Linked DNA regions of Homo sapiens: region 1 is linked to region 2. A link is a loop called in an ENCODE intact Hi-C map of the cell type or tissue named here. Cell type or tissue: mammary epithelial cell. All regions are shown on one strand. Links, peaks and the distances in the headings refer to the core of each region. The heading gives the core; the rest is flanking DNA.

The links. A loop is a pair of places that touch in the nucleus more often than their neighbours do. Peaks named below come from ENCODE experiments on the same cell type or tissue, not always from the same donor. Only the 100,000 strongest peaks of a DNase experiment are listed, where the experiment ranks them.
Region 1: it touches region 2 in a loop (4-fold over the local background); 31 of 110 quality-filtered maps call a loop at or near these places.

Annotation. Positions count from the first base shown.
Region 1 is chr2:217,057,956-217,060,875 of GRCh38, forward strand. It overlaps LOC105373873 (a long non-coding RNA gene), which reads right to left. Exons shown (of 4, transcript XR_923877.3): 4 at 2,567-2,920. Among named protein-coding and RNA genes, the nearest start is that of TESHL, 190 kb to the left of the region's middle. RefSeq lists an enhancer at 1,251-1,545. In mammary epithelial cell, for the core only: a CTCF peak has its summit at 1,626; no DNase peak of the experiment used is centred there.
Region 2 is chr2:216,697,480-216,700,399 of GRCh38, forward strand. All of the region lies in intron 1 of IGFBP-AS1 (IGFBP5 antisense RNA 1), which reads left to right. Among named protein-coding and RNA genes, the nearest start is that of IGFBP5, 3.4 kb to the left of the region's middle. RefSeq lists a silencer at 1,447-1,526. In mammary epithelial cell, for the core only: a CTCF peak has its summit at 1,536; no DNase peak of the experiment used is centred there.

The sequences.
Region 1 (2,920 bases), core at 279-2,778, 360 kb after region 2:
TGGAGCAATGCCAGAGACATTATCCTTCCCTAGGAGAGCTACTGATAAGAAACCACTGGCAGCTCCTCATTCACTTCTCCATCATTCACTCTTTTCTCCTTTCTTTTTCCTTAGAGGCATAAACAAGGTGTAGATCATCCTGTTATCCATAATGAAGGAAGATTTTAGGATATTCCAGCTTAGATCCAGGTGTCCCCAGCTTCTATACTCACTCTGAAGAAGTGTACTTTATCTACTCTTTTTACACCATTTATCCCATTTTGGCCATTTCTGAAAGGAAGATCCTAGAAGCCAGGCCTCTTGGAAGAAGTTGGAGCTACAGCATTGATAGGAAAACCTGACACCTAGAAAGGCAAGTCAGTTCTTCCCATGCAGTGGCTTTGGGGACTGTAATTTAACAAAGCTCTTTTTTACTTGTGTAAAGTGATCTCCATTCCACTTTTTTCTTGCACTGATTCTAATTAAGTGGAAGCAATTGTTATCATCATTTAGGATTATAGTTAAAATACCCCTCAAATTGTTTCCATTTGGAATGGGACCTTGTCCCATTCTGCTCTTGCTGAAGGAAGTCTTCATGGAATCACAGGACTCAACAAACATTTCTCATTAAAAATTCTCTCCTTTAGGCAACAGTGGCATAGAAATCCTTATGTTCTACTGTCTGACCCGTATGAGAACAGCGCACTTCTCAATTTATAAAAGAGGCATTTTCCCTCCTCCTGGGAAAAATATTTCTCTTGGTCACTTGAGTCTAGCATCTAAGTCATATAATGCTATTATAGCCTTGTTTTGCTTTTGATTTAGGTCATATCTTCTTTTTCTGATCTTTCTTAAAGTGAAGGGACCATTTGCTATGCTCACAAAAATTCTCAAGGCTGGAACTACAGCATGCTCTGGTTTCTAAGCCATACACATCCAGGTAGAAGGGTCAATTTAATTGCCAATGATCTCAGCCTTTTCTAACACTGTTCCTTAAGTTTCTTTGGCACTGCATGGCAAGCAACTGAGTCATGCATGAAAATTTCTCTTCTAGACAACCCATACCTACAGAGGGAGGATTTGGTTTACTGCAGATGCTGAGTGCTTCTGATGGCACACATTCCTTCTTATTAATATCCCCCTGGCCCATAATGGTTTGTGTGGACAACAGCTACTTCCTTCAAGGGTCCTTTGCTTGGTAAATATATGCCTCCAGGAGCTTTCTGGGTAGAAGCAGTCACAAATCACAGGGGTATCTATGAATGGCACGGCCCATGGAAGGGCTCACACTGTCCTGATTTTTCTACCATAAGAGCTAAAATAAGGGAATAGGCTTCCAGGAAATAAGTCAGATGGGTTGTCTGACTAAGCACAGGGGCAGGGATTGGAGGTGAGATGACAGAGAACAGTCAGCATTGTCTCCGCTTCCGCTCCACCCTGCAGTTCTGAGCTGAACAGATAATTTATCTGTGGCACAACAAAGTATATGACTTGGAAGAATGTTAAAGATCAAGTCCACCTTCTCCTTGTATTATATGGCTCTGAGAGCCAGAGAGGGGAGGTGACCTTCCCAGAATGTGAATGTGGTAGAGCCTAGCTTACAATTCATGTCCAACTTAGGTGTGAAGTTCTATGAGACTATGCTGCCCTCTGCCTCACAATGCTTTCTCCCATGGGAGAGGAGGCTCAGAGGTACAAAGCAGCTGCAGAAAGACTCTCTCAAGCTATTGACTCTTGGATGACAACAATTAATGTTCAACTTGGCTTTACCCCCAACATGCACTGCACAGATGCCTGCAGGTCTACAATGCCGAGACCAAGTTTGGGGGGCATTTCCGCAGCTCTGTCTATTGTCCTCCTTTCCTCTTCTGTGGTCATTCTTCCCAAGGGATAGGCCTAGTCCAGGGTGGAGAAAAACAATTCTTGGTGGTAGGGGCATTGGAATTGTATGGGCAGGGTTCTAGGCCAACTTTGGCCTTTCACAATTCTGCTAAGCATTGAACAGAATTTTCACCCTAATTTCACCTTCCCTTCCATCCCTTCCCTAATTTTGCTAGTGTGTATGGAGTTGATTTGATGAGACCTCGTCTTTTTTTTTTTCTCCCTTGTAACGTGGGCCCTATCTTCAAGCCTATCTTCATAGCCTTTCTTTTCCAGACCTTGCCAAAAAGCAGTAGAAGAGAGGTTACAAAATATAAGAGGAAACCTTAAAACAAACAGGGTAGAACTGGAGGGAATCTTAAATAATGCCTAACCCAACTCCATATTCCACTGATAGGAAACTGAGATCCTGAGACACCATCCAAATTCTGATGTAATCAGCAGAACTTAATATGCCACTTTGAGCACAGAACCAAGTACTTTAGAGGTAAGAGAGGCTATTTGTTTCCAGCACAGGCTGAAACCCACATGAGAAAGTTGGACTTTAAGTGACCATAGTCACATTCTGATAAATTCTAAAATGTCTCTCTCATTTTCTCTGACATCATATTGTCATTTTTCATACCACAAATGTGTTACAGTGAAAACCAGGTATAGGTCAATAGATAGTACCAAGAAAAAGAAAAGTTATCATTCTTTAATGCTCTTTAGTTTGAAAACTTTATTTATTTCTTTATTTTGATGGAGGAGTAGAGTGGGTCAAGCTAAGAGTTGCCTTATAAACCTGTTGTTCTCAGCAAATGAGTCAGCTGAGATAAAAACATTAGTTTCCTTGGCGTGTCAGCATCTCTCCCAAAGGAGGGTATTAGTTCATGGGTTGGCATTGCTATCACAAAGAAGGCTCTGGCAGCACCTGATTGGCTTGGCCAAGCTTTTCCCAGTTGGCGTCTGGGCATCTTCCTAGCAGTGGGTCACTCACCCAGCAGTGATTTGGCCTCCTGTTGACATAAATATGCCTAATTCAAAGCAGAAAGTCAATTTGTTATTTTGCCTAAAGAAA
Region 2 (2,920 bases), core at 214-2,713:
TTGCCTCGTTCCAGTCACCCTGTATTCTGAGAGAGATGGCCTCTAGTGACACCTCTTTTTGTGTAGCCGACTTCCAATGGCTGGATAATACAATATGTGAAGACAGGTAAAAGGAGGGGGGATCATTCACAGAAAAGATAAAAAGGGTAGAGAGAAGGGGGGAGGAGAATGTGGTGGGAGCCGGACCCTGGGGCAGAGCAGTACAGGGGCCATGGAGAGAGGTTACTCTGCAAGACTGTAAATGTTAAGCAGCTATTCTTTTTTTTTTTTTTTAATACTTTAAGTTCTAGGGTACATGTGCACAATGTGCAGGTTTGTTACATATGTATACATGTGCTGTGTTGGTGTGCTAAGCAGCCATTCTTTATCTCCACTTAGAAATGGGCTTAGGTTATAAGGGATTCAGACACTGGAGCTGTTGTCCAAGAGACCCTGGGATAGGCTTCCCGAGAGGGCATGAGAGAAAGAAGAATTCTCAGTAGCCTGGGATTGTCTATAGTAATTTCATCCAAAGATGGAGGACTGGCCAGATGGGTGTTGTTTCTGAGTCCATAATTAACATATGACAATGGAGTGGGAAGGTGTTGGTGTTGTTACTGCAGGATACGGGATTATGGAGGATGCCTATGAGCCTTACTTGATTCCATTTTCCCCTTCCCTCCATTCTGGAGGTCTAGATCTGTTCACAATCACCTTTAGAAAATTGCTTGTAGAAAAAAAAAATAGTTTGCATCAACCAGGGTAATTGGGAGGGGATCATTAATTCCTGCCAGATACAAATGTTCCCTTCCTAGAGACCCCCCTGTGCTGCCGGCTTGCTTTCGCTGTCATGGGCTTCCCAACTCTGGCATAGACTAGCTTCTATACCTGTCAACTGCATCTTTTTCGGGGAAGTAGTATTTAAATATCAACCACTTGTGTCCCGTTTCCCCGGAGATCACTCCTCCTCTTTCCTTTAAAAGATTAACTGCTTATCAAAGCCAGCTTTCAAGAAATGCAGCGGAGTGAAAGATTTATGATCTTTTATCTGGATAACTTTTCAAAGGATAGATAGTGTTTTTATTTTATAAAGCTTCGGATGCCTTGCCTGTGGTCATTTCCTGTGAGTTTCTAAGTGATTTTCAAGGATGATGCCTGATAACACAGTTTGGGAAAGCTAGACTTTTTAGTAGGACACAAAGTATTGTGGATTCTACTGGTTAGAATGGAAAAATGTTAGCTAAGGATCTTGTCTTCATTCTCTTTTCTGTGTCACTCTCACCACTCTCAGACAGGCTTATTTATATAATTTATTCAATTTTTAAAGACCTCATGACATTGACTTCAGTCTCTCCCAGAGGCCAACACACATCAAGAATACTAATGCTGCGGCCATGTTGTCCTGGTCCCAAACTAAGGTACAGTGATGTTCAATAAAGAAAGTGCCCCCTTGTTCAGGTCCTTCCCTAGCTCTGGGAGGTTCAGCAAGACTGAAGTCTGTGTTAAAGAGCAGCATGAGGCAACTTTGTTGTAGTGATATTGCTGAAGGCTAGGTGGCAGGATAGATACATCATTAGAAACACGCCTCCTTTCACGAAGGGAAAGAAGCAGATACTGGTAGAGGTGTTTAACAATGGGGATGGGGCAACGGGAGAAGAAAAAGCATGGATGGAAGGACAGGTACGGACACCCTGTGGGTCCACTTATAGGCCACCCCAGCATCGGCACTGCACTGTTGCCCCAATAGCACCAGGCCAGCCTGAGGTGCAAAACCCTCTGTGTCCCACCAGATGCTGTGTTCATGATTACTTTTCTTTGGAGAAAAGGTATGGCCAGGGTAGGAACTTGATGACTTTGGGTTCATCAAAGGGTGTCCTAAACCTTCTCTGAGGAATAATCAGAAGTGATCTTCAGCCACAATTCATAAAAATTCCCCCTGTTAAATTAAAAAAAGGTAATTATGGCACATTTCAAACATTCAAAGAACAGAAGATAATAGAGCATGTGCCCTCCACTCCCTACACTTATTTGACACATGTTCACTTTTTGCCGTTGTTGTTGAAGATTTTTATTTTTTTTTATTTTTGAGATGGAGTCTTGCTCTGTCTCCCAGGCTGGAGTGCAGTGGCACGGTCTTGGTTCACTGCTACCTCCACCTCCCAGGTTCAAGCGATTCTTCTGCCTCAACATCCCTAGTAGTTGGGACTACAGGTGCGCACCACTGTGCTTGGCTAATTTTTGTATTTTTAGTACAGACAGGGTTTCACCATGTTGGCCAGGCTGGTCTTGAAATCCTGACCTTGTGATCCACCCACCTTGGCCCCCCAAAGTGCTGGGATTACAGTCATGAGCCACCGCGCCCAGCTGAAGATTTTGTTAAAAGAGAAGTAGAGTGGGACAGATAACAGCTCACCTCCCATGCATGCCATCCCCGCATCCTCTTCCCTGGACAGAGGTAGTCAGTGTCCTGAAATAGCTCTGTATCCTTTCTGCACAATATTTTTCTAGGTTTTATGTGTAGTTTCTCATAGAACAGAATTATAGTGATTTTTGAGGGTAAAACCATGTGCTACTTTAGAGTTAATTTTGTAGTGGTGCTTGCAGTGGTGGCAATTTAACTAGAGTCTAAATTGACCCTGAGGCTGGCTGTTAAAGGAGCCGGAGCCAGCTGTGACGCAGAGTGATTTATATCCCGATGTGAGCCGCATATAAGTTAATAGCTGCACGAATTGATGTTAAGGAGGCTTCTGGAGCAGTTCCAGACAGATAGGGCAGAGCAGGGCAGGCTCCATAAATACTGTTTCTGGTTGGAGCCCTTCTGTCTTCTTGGATCATGGGATCTGGCATGTTCCTACAATGGACCGCTCAGAAGCTGTTTCAATTTTGGAAAATGAGATTAACCAGGAAAAGTGATCTGTTGTGACTTAGAGACAGTGTTGGT